2 separate regions of the Homo sapiens genome follow, and region 2 is linked to region 1. Evidence: read pairs that join two places in POLR2A ChIA-PET (ENCODE). Cell type or tissue: OCI-LY7. All regions are shown on one strand.

Region 1 (5,000 bases):
TTGGTAGAGACGGGGTTTCACTATGCTGGCCAGGCTGGTCTCGAACTCCTGACCTAGTGATCTGCCTGCCTCGGCATCCCAAAGTGCTGGGATTACAGGTGTGAGCCACCGCACCCAGTCTCTTCACTTTATCCTCTTGGCAACTATTCCCCTGACTTCTCTTGATGGTACTTCCTCTAGGGAACTCACACCCCTACCTTGTAGTTGGCAAAGAAATACCTTCACCCTTTAGATCTCATATCTTTTCTTCACAAACTTAAACCCATCCCCATGACCCTGCTTCCTCTTTTATACCCTTTTGCTTTCTACTTTCAGGGTTCCTCCTTTTCTGGTGTAGTTTATTACTTTTTCTGCCCTAATTTTGCCCTAATTTGTTCTTTCTTGGGATATTGGAGCCCGGGAGTCTGGCAGGAAGAGAGGTGGAAGAGAAAAATGAAGCCTGCCGGGCGCGGTGGCTCATGCCTATAATCCCAGCACTTTGGGAGGCCGAGGTGGGGGGATCACTTGAGGTCAGGAGTTCAAGACCAGCCTGGCCAACATGGCGAAACCCTGTCTCTACTAAAAATACAAAAAAAAATTGGCCGGGCGCGGTGGCTCACGACTGTAATCCCACCACTTCGGGAGGCCAAGGCGGGCAGATCACGAGGTCAGGAGTTCCAGACCATCCTGGCCAACATGGTGAAACCCCGTCTCTACCAAAAATACAAAAAATTGGCCAGGCATGGTGGCGGGCGCCTGTAACCCCAGCTACTTTGGAAGCTGAGGCATGAGAATTGCTTGAACCTGGGTGGCAGAGGTTGCAGTGAACCGAGATCATGCCACTGCACTCCAGCCTGGGCGATAGAGCAAGACTTTGTCTCAAAAACAAAAACAAAAACAAACAAACAAAAAAACAGAAAGAAAAAGGAAGACTTCACAGTGGTATGACCTTAAGATAAGATGTTTGAGGGAAAAAAATCAAATCTTTCATACATTACAAATGAATAATTCTGTAGGCATTTCCTGTGTGATGTTTTGCTAAGAGTGTCTGCTTTTGTCATCCAGCTAGATTACTCGAGGGGGAGGAAAGGAGTAGGAAAAATGAAAGCCATTCTGCCTTATTGTTGAAGGTAGCAGTGAAGGCAGCTAAACAAATATAGGACACACATACACACACACACCCATCACCTTTATCTGTAACATTTTGCCAAATTAATTGAAGGATATCTTACGCAAAGGGCTTTGTGTATAGCATTCTCCCTAGAAAGCGTTCCACAAGCAAAATAAAACAAAAATAAATAAAAACAGTATAACAAGGAGTATGCACTGAGCTTAGTTCTGGAGACTCCTAGAAGAAACTGTTCTGGGACTTGAGATCTTTTCAGCAGCCCTGGGATCAACAGCAACCTGAAAATGATCATTCTGAAGTTGCTTAAGAGCAGGGAGATTTGAAAAATTGGTGTAACTTCAGCTGAAATTCAGCCTAGTCTTTCATGTGTCCTTAAATTCCCAAATTAGTCCACTTGTATCCATATCCATCTTGAAGTAAAAATATGCTATAAAGATAGTTCAGTAGCTTCTTGGGGTTCAAAGTTAAACAAACAAACAAACAAAAAGATATCAGTTCAGTATCTCTCCTCTCAAATCCAGTTCTGAAAATCCAGAGGAATTCAAACTACAGTAGGCTCTCTTTATATACGGAGGATGTGTTTGAAGACCTATAGTAGATGCCTGAAACTGCAGATAGTACCAAATCTTACGTACACTATGTTGTTTTTACCTATACATACATATCTATAATTAAGGTCAATTTATAAATTAGGCACAATAAGAGATTAGCAATAATAGCTAGTAATACAATAGAACAATTATGATAATCTACAGTAATAAAAGTTATGTGAGGCCAAGGAAGGTGCATTGCTTGAGCCCAGGAGTTTGAGACCAGCCTGGGCAACATGGTGAAATCCCTTCTCTACTGAAAATATGAGAACTATCCAGGTGTGATGCTTGTGCCTGTGGTCCCAGCTTTCAGGAGGTAAGGCTGAGGTGGGAGGTGAGGCTGAGGTGGAAGAATCACCTGAGCCCAGAAAGTTGAGGCTGCATTGAGCTGTGGTCAAGCCACTGCACTCCAGCCTGGGTGACAGAGTGAAACTTTATCTCAAAAAAAAAAAAAAAAAAAAGTGACTGCTTTTGGAACTGAAATCTTTGAAATTTTGCTAGATATAGAGAAATTTTATTCAGCTTAAGCTCCACTTCCACTTAGAAAAAAAAGCGATCTGAAGTAAAAAGACTAATAGAACTTAATTATTTTCCAGTTGACCATTTAACTAAAAAGCAGTTATAAAGAAAGTAAATTAAGCTTTTAATATCTGCCCATTGGGTGGAGCATATAGCTTGCTTCCAGAAGATATTTGGTTCTTAAAATATTCACAAGTTTCACTTTTAAGTTCACGCTATCTATGGCTCAGCTGCAGTAAGTGTGATCTTTTCACTTCCCCAAATGTCACTGAACTCAGGTCTCCTTATGCTCTGCAGCTCTGTCCTGAACGGAGTCAGAACCAGAAGATAATAAAAGGGTTGAGGTAGAATGTTTTGCCAGTGGAAAAGGAAAGCTCTTTAGAGATAGCTTCTTACCTCATTTCTCTAGGAAGATTAATTTTTCTTGGAATCTTATTACAGAAGCTGAAAAGGCAATCTACCAAGTACAAGGCAGACAAAACCTATCCTACAACTGTGGCTGAGAAGCCCAAGAATATCAAGAAAAACAGATATAAGGATATTTTGCCCTGTAAGTTCCATTTCTCTCTATAAACTCATACTTTCTCCCAAATTCAATCATTACTATCTCTTTGTACCCATTGCTTACTGATCCTGATCTTGGAACATGGCATTGACAACTTAGTTTGTACTATTTATGACTGCAAAAGAATATTCATTCATTCATTCATTCATTCACTCACTTGTTCACTCATGAGCATACACTATTCACAGTGTTAGGCCCTGATTTAAATCTGCTGACTAAGCCCTCTTAATTGTACTATGTCTGTCTTTTGTATTATAGATGATTATAGCCGGGTAGAACTATCCCTGATAACCTCTGATGAGGATTCCAGCTACATCAATGCCAACTTCATTAAGGTACAGTGAAAGAAAATAAAAGCATTCCATATTTCTCTAGATACCCAAAAAAAGGGGAGGGCTGGCTGGACTCAGTGGCTCATGCCTGTAATCCCAGCACTTTGGGAGGCTGAGGCGGAAAGATCACTTGAACGCAAGAATTTCAGACCAGCCTGGGCAACATATGAGACCCCATCTCAACAAAAAGTTAAAAAATTAGCCAGGTGTGGTGGCATGCGCTTGTAGTCCCAGCTACTGGAGAGGCTGAGGAAAGGGGATTGCCTGAAGCCAGGAGGTCAAGGCTGCAGTGAGCTGTGATTATGCCACTGCACTCCAGCCTGGGTAACACAGTGAGACCATCTCAAAAAAAAAAAAAAAAGGAAGCGGAGGACTAGGTGAGAACAGGGTATTATTTGTAGTCACCCCGTGTAATTTCTGTTCCCCTTTAGGGAGTTTATGGACCCAAGGCTTATATTGCCACCCAGGGTCCTTTATCTACAACCCTCCTGGACTTCTGGAGGATGATTTGGGAATATAGTGTCCTTGTAAGTATGGTGTTGCTTTTGTTACTTTATTCTCTACTTTATTAAAAACAGTGCTTTTAAAAAATTGGTCAGTGGAACTTCAGGGTTCAGGCATCTTTTAGTCAGAATCACAATGCCATTCTTGTCCAAGGAAATGAAAGTTCTCAGCCAGGTGTACTCTGGGAGGCCAAGAGGGGTGGATAGCTTGAGCCTAGGGGTTCTAGACCAGCCTGGGCAACATTGCAAAACCCTGTCTCTACAAAAAATACAAAAATTAGCTGGGAGTGGTGGTGTGTGCCTGTAGTCCCAGCTACTGGGGAAGCTGATATGGGAGAATCGCTTGAGCCCATGAGGTTGAGACTGCAGTAAGCTGAGATTGTGCCACAGCACTCCAGCCTGGGTGACAGAATGAGACCCTGTCTCAAAAATAAATAAGTTTTAAAAAATAATAAAAATAAATTTAAAAATGAGAAAGTTCTTACCTTGACAGGCTCATTTGGTAACAAGATTACTGGTCTGAACAGAGAAAGGGGAAGTATTGTCAGAATGAAGGAAGAGTAGCAGCAATATTTTATAAGTCACCAGGATTTATTTTTTGGTTAAAAAAAAACGACAAAACAGAAAAAAGAACGGTTAATACTTTCTGAGTCTGGGATCCATGTATTAACTGCTCTTTCTAACTATATATGAATGTTTAAGTTTCTATCTATTTCATCCCCCAGATCATTGTTATGGCATGCATGGAGTATGAAATGGGAAAGGTAAGTTACTTTCTAGTACCTGCTGACCTTAAAACAAAGGAAAGAAGAAAAAGGAGAGGGAAATTGGCAGCAGAACTTACCTGAGTGTACCTAGATAAAACTTATGTCATCTTCATAGTTTTCAGTTTGGGAATGCCACGTGATTCTCAGAGGATTTTTTTTTTCTCCTAAGAATCCTATTTGTTTGTTTTCTCAGTAGACCCTATGTTTTACAGTTAAAAACAAGGTATGCTTTTAAGATTAACAAATCACTTGCCCATTTCTATTAATTAGATATCTTTAACTGCCAGCCAGAGCTTTTAATCCTGTGCCGTCCAATATTGCATCCACCAGCCACATACAGCTATTGAGCATTTAAAATATGGCTAATGTGACTGGGGAACTCAATTATTTTAATTGATTTAAACTTAAAAACTGACATGCAATTCAGTTATCAGAAAGCTGTTTGAGTATGTGAAAATTTTTCAAATGTAAGTTTTATTAAATCTAAATGGAAATAAAATATTTCCAAAATTTGGCATCCTAATTGAGATTAGCTATAAATATAAAATATACACTGGATTTTGAAGACTTAGTAAAAAATGCCAAATATCTGATAATTATTTTATATTGGTTACAT
Region 2 (5,000 bases), 89 kb after region 1:
TTTAATTTGCTGTTTTTTGAGGGGTTTCTTATTTTGTCTTTGGTGATTTCCTTTTAATTTCCTTTATACATGTTTCTATTTTGGTGTTTTTCTTTTGTAAAAATCCCATATATATTATGACTATTAAGCTTTTTTTCCCTTCTGTTCCAAGTTTTTATCTTTTTTTGGCTTTCAGCTTCGGTGTTTTTTTCTTTACTTACAGAAGTTTTTGTTTATATGATCTATCCTTTGAGGTTTCTCCTTTAGCAATAGGCTTAGAAGAGCCTTCTTTTATTCAGTGTTATAAAATACTCACCTACATTTTCTCTTAGTACTTCTGTGCTTTCAGTATTTACATATTTAATCCACCTGGAATTGGCTTCAGTATAGAGGAAGAGATTTACATGTTTTTCCAGGTAGTTAGGCAGCTGTACCAACATCATTTATTTAATAATGCATCTGAGGTGCCATCAAATTTTATTTCTGTTGGTATTAAATATTCTTAAGTGAGGCATTCAGAAGCATTTTGAATTAGAATTGAATGAATCAAAATGTAAATACTAATGTCCATCTTTTTGTGTTAGTGAAAACTTGTGGAAAATGGTGGAATAAAAATGTGAGAAGCTGTTCAGTTACCAAGGACACTGCTACTGAAGCTCATCTTTGGATTTATGAACTCTAGAGTTAAAGAAATATGTGTACAGAGTTTTTTAAAAATAAAATAATACAGCAAGACTTACAATGGAAAATCCTGCCCACTTTTCCTTCCCAGAGGCAAATATATTTTTACGAGAGGCAAAACCCATTTGTTTATAATACTTTTTTAAAAAGGCTTTGGCAGGGTTTTTTTTTAATTAAAAATTTTTTTAATCTTGTGTATATAATAGTTGCATATATGTATGATATACATGTCATGTTTTTATACAGGTTTTGATTTTTTGGTATGATAGCAGGTATTCCGTCCTCTTACATGTTCTCTGAATAGTTAGATGACCCCTACTTTATCCTCTTCCTCCTCATTTCTTCTTTCAGTCAGCTGTCCCTACACATTGCTGGGGTTAATTCATATTCTGTTTTTAAAATTATCATTAGGTCTTACATGCCTTGTCAATAAGTGGATTCTAAAATATTATGGCTAGCTATGTTTACTGCAGACCCAGCTATTAAGTTATTAATTCATATTCTAAGGTTTCAATGTTATATCATCACTCAAAGGAAGAATATGCAAAAGCATCTTTCTTTTCTATATTTCACCTACGTACTTAAAACCATGTCACATTTTTTGAAAGTTTTATATTTGGTACCATAACTTCTTTTAAAAAAAAGTCTTGTTTTTCCTGCAGTTTCTGATTGCCCTGTTTTTTGAGGTAGGAACATAAAAAAGTGTTCTGTTTTTCCTGCAGTTTCTGATTACCCTCCTTTTTTTTTTTTTTTTTTTTGAGGTAGGAACATAAACTTTTCTTGACCATCCTAAATATCTTCTGTTCTCTTTATTGCTTCCCATCTTTTTATTTATTGCTTCCATTCTCCTTACTGCTTATAGGGTTAGAGTTAAGGTACATTACTTTCTTCCAGAACCACGCTGACTTTCTCATCTGTTTGACTATGGCTTTCTTTTATAACCTTTTTTTTTTTTTTTGAGAGGACATTGGTGTTGGTAGTTACCTAGCATTCTGTTCTTTTATCATATCCTCATGCCTTTTAGAATTTTTTTCATACTGTCTGCTGTAACATATCAGTTTTTTTATGTGGATATCTTTTGGAACTCTGTGTTCTGCCTATAGAAGGCTTATTTCAGTTATCCACCTAGGACTTCCTATTTAATGCTTTTCTGCATTAACCTATGGTTGTTGTTTTCCTAGATTTATTTCCTTCTCTTGCTTAAACACATTCTCAAGGAATAGTCTTAAGAAAAAGGAGGTATTCTGAGTTATTATATGTCTGAAAATTTCTTTTTCTGTTAATAAACATGATTTATAATTTAGCTGAAGTCCAGAAGTTGTGTTGTCTCTTAGTGTTTTTAGCAGTGCTCTGTTGTCTTCTGGCATCTAATATTATTTATGAGAAGTCCTAATGCTAGTGTAATTTTTATTCTTTTGTAGGTATCCTATTTTTTTCTTGTCTGCAAGCTTATAGCATCCTCTATCATCAGCAGTCTGAAATTTCACAATATGTCTTGAGTCTTTCATTCTTATTTTTTAATTATACTTTTTGTTGTTTAGTAGTCACCTTAAATTGAAAGATTCATGTCTCCTTTCCTTTCTGATAATTTTTCTTACTTAATTGGTTTGGTAATTTCTTCTTCATTTTCTCTTATTTCTTTCTGAAACTACTATTGGTTGAATAATAGAGCTCCTGGTTTGATGGTCCTCATATTTCCTATTATCTTTTTGCTTTTGATTCGGAGACATTTACTGGACTTTTGTCTTCTAACCTTTCTTTGGTGTTTTAAAATTTTAGCATTGTTCATTTTGGTTTTTCTCTGTCAGGCTGCTATCTTCAGAAGCTGGTGATTCTCGGTTGACCCATTCATATGTTAAAATAAAGCATTGGGTCTATTGTGAGTTCTATTTATATTTTGGTGAGTCTTGTCAACAGGTAGACAATTGTCAGTTGTCAACTTAGAGTGAACAGGCATAGAAATGGACACTAAATGATGTGCCCAAATTTCAGAGGATTATGTTCTATTTTTGTGGCAATTTCCATGTGTTTAGAGAATGTGCAGTTTTTCTGGCTGAAAGTTTATCAGGATGTTTTTGGCTATAAGCAACAAAAATTTTGGTTCAAACTTGTTTATAAAATAAAATGTCTGTCTTGTATATCGAGAAGTCCAGAGAGGTTGGTTCTAGGCACCATATGGTCAGTGTGTCAGTGCTGTTATCAAGGGACCAGATTCTTTCCTTTTCTCTGTTCTAACATTCTCTTGGCTTAGGCTATTTACTTACACTAGCTCCCTTTATAGTTGCTAGATGGCTGAGGCAGTTCTAGACATCACATCTTGATTTGGCTATATCTAATAGAAGAAGATAGTATCTTTTCTTGTACTTCTTTCTTAGGAGCTAGGAAACTTCCCAGAAGTCTCTTCAGCATATTTCCTTTCATACTATTAGACAGAATCAGTTCATGTCTATTCCTAAATCAGTCACTGTCAGGGGAAATGAGCTTACCATAATTTACCAGTACTCATCAGAAATTAACTCTGGAGCTTGTGAATGAGGTCACATACAGGGCAGAATGAGATGCCTAATAAAAATTAGGGTTCTGTCAGGGAATTAAAGGGGAGGAATGGATGCTGGGTGGGTAGCCATAGTCTACTCCATGTGGGGCTAAATGTCTGTCTACATTTCTACCTGCAGGGATGACTTGTTTATTTGCAGAATTTCACTTTAATTCCCCTTTTCTCAGCCTCACTTCATTTCTGTTCATCATTATTATGCCTGGCTTCTTTTTGGACTCAGGCTTTTCCAAGGTCTGTTGGGCAGGTCTGCTGCCTTTTTGGCTGCTGATCCCTTCTTGTGTATTCTATGCCTGTGGCTTTCTCTGCACAGTTTTATTAGTCTCAGGTACTAGGATCATTTTCCATCTTGCAAAAGTTTGTTGATATTGCTCATTCATTAATTCATTTCCTTTGTTGCTTCTTATTCACTATCATCTTTAGATTATTATATTTAGAAATTCTTGAGCACATAAAAAAGCAGAAAACAATATAATAAACTGCTGTGTGTTTAATATACAATCAACAGCTGTCAACTCATGGCTAATTCTGTTTCATCTGTACTCTAATCCATTCTCCCATCTAATCCCCACTTCCCCTATTATTGGTTTGAAGACTTTTACTTTCATTTTAATGTAGAAGGAGATAACATGGATGCCTGGTTTGCAATCTTGAATCAGAACTCTAGTTTAACTATAATAGGGTCATTGCCTGATGCACATGGCAAGTCAGTACACCAAAACAGCAGACTGCAACAGAGAAAGTTTAATTGTAGGGCCACTAAAGGAGGAGATGGGAGGAAATCTCAAATCTGTCTCCCTGAGGAGTTTGGGGGTGAGGGTTTTTAAAGGTTTTGGAATGGGCTGATGTGTGGAGATGTTTATTGGTCCGAGAGTACAAAGTGAAGTCATGGACAAAGGGATGAATAAACTATTATCATGCTGATTAGGTTTTTCTGTGGGGGTCTTTAAATTGGTTGGCAGCAGCTGTTTTGCCAGAATTCAGGATCTGCTTAAGCCATTCTTAACATCAGAGATTCTATCTTAAACAAAAGCCTTATGATGCTAACACTAGAATTCTTTTTTAAAAAAAGTATATATATATATATTTTTTTTTTCACAAAAAGGTTTTCCCACTTCCAAGAAATTCTATCTGTAGGAACAACAGGGATGCAAATGGTCAGTATCTAGTGTTACCTGACTTTTAGTTATAAGAAAGTGGGTCTAAGTGCAGCCTGATTAATGCTTAATTATAGCTATATTTCCATCCAGAGTTTTGTTAACTGTGTGAGGGCAGCCTCACTAGTAGCATATTTTGAGAGTTGGAAATAAGATGAATGAGGGTAAAGAAGCCTTAAACTTTGACTTTTATTTTCTGTTGCTAGAACAGAAGCACTACATTTGAGCCTAATCTAAGATATATTTTCAGCTTTATTATGGCACACAGGGAGAGGAAGGTAATTACATTAAGCATTATAATATAGTGTGTTAAATGCTAATGATCATAATCATTGAACCCTTCTCAGTCCTCATCTTATTTAAATCTGGTATTTTAGCAGACTTTTTTGCCTTACTGCTATTAATTAATTTTTTTTTGGTCTCTTTCTTCCTTGCTTACCCTTTGTTTAACAACCAAATCAACTCTAGATCAATGAATGAAATAAAAAATCTCCAGTACCTACCTCGGACCAGTGAACCCCGCGAAGTTCTCTTTGAAGATAGGACTAGAGCTCATGCTGATCATGTCGGTCAGGGGTTTGACTGGCAGAGTACGGCTGCTGTTGGAGTTTTGAAAGCTGTACAATTTG

The links. ChIA-PET counts read pairs that join two places held together with the same protein. Peaks named below come from ENCODE experiments on the same cell type or tissue, not always from the same donor. Only the 100,000 strongest peaks of a DNase experiment are listed, where the experiment ranks them.
Region 2: POLR2A ChIA-PET joins it to region 1 with 8 read pairs; 5 of 35 experiments call an interaction of 5 or more read pairs at or near these places.

The regions. Positions count from the first base shown.
Region 1 is chr1:113,857,119-113,862,118 of GRCh38, reverse strand. PTPN22 (protein tyrosine phosphatase non-receptor type 22) reads left to right here. Exons shown (of 21, transcript NM_015967.8): 2 at 2,659-2,767; 3 at 3,041-3,117; 4 at 3,546-3,641; 5 at 4,343-4,381. All of the region lies in intron 3 of AP4B1-AS1 (AP4B1 antisense RNA 1), which reads right to left. Among named protein-coding and RNA genes, the nearest start is that of PTPN22, 12 kb to the left of the region's middle. In OCI-LY7, no CTCF peak of the experiment used is centred here; DNase peaks (open chromatin) are centred at 248, 2,458 and 3,528; H3K4me3 peaks cover 3,831 bases; H3K27ac peaks cover 4,805 bases.
Region 2 is chr1:113,768,229-113,773,228 of GRCh38, reverse strand. RSBN1 (round spermatid basic protein 1) reads left to right here. Exons shown (of 7, transcript NM_018364.5): 5 at 4,840-5,000. Among named protein-coding and RNA genes, the nearest start is that of PHTF1, 11 kb to the right of the region's middle. In OCI-LY7, no CTCF peak of the experiment used is centred here; no DNase peak of the experiment used is centred here.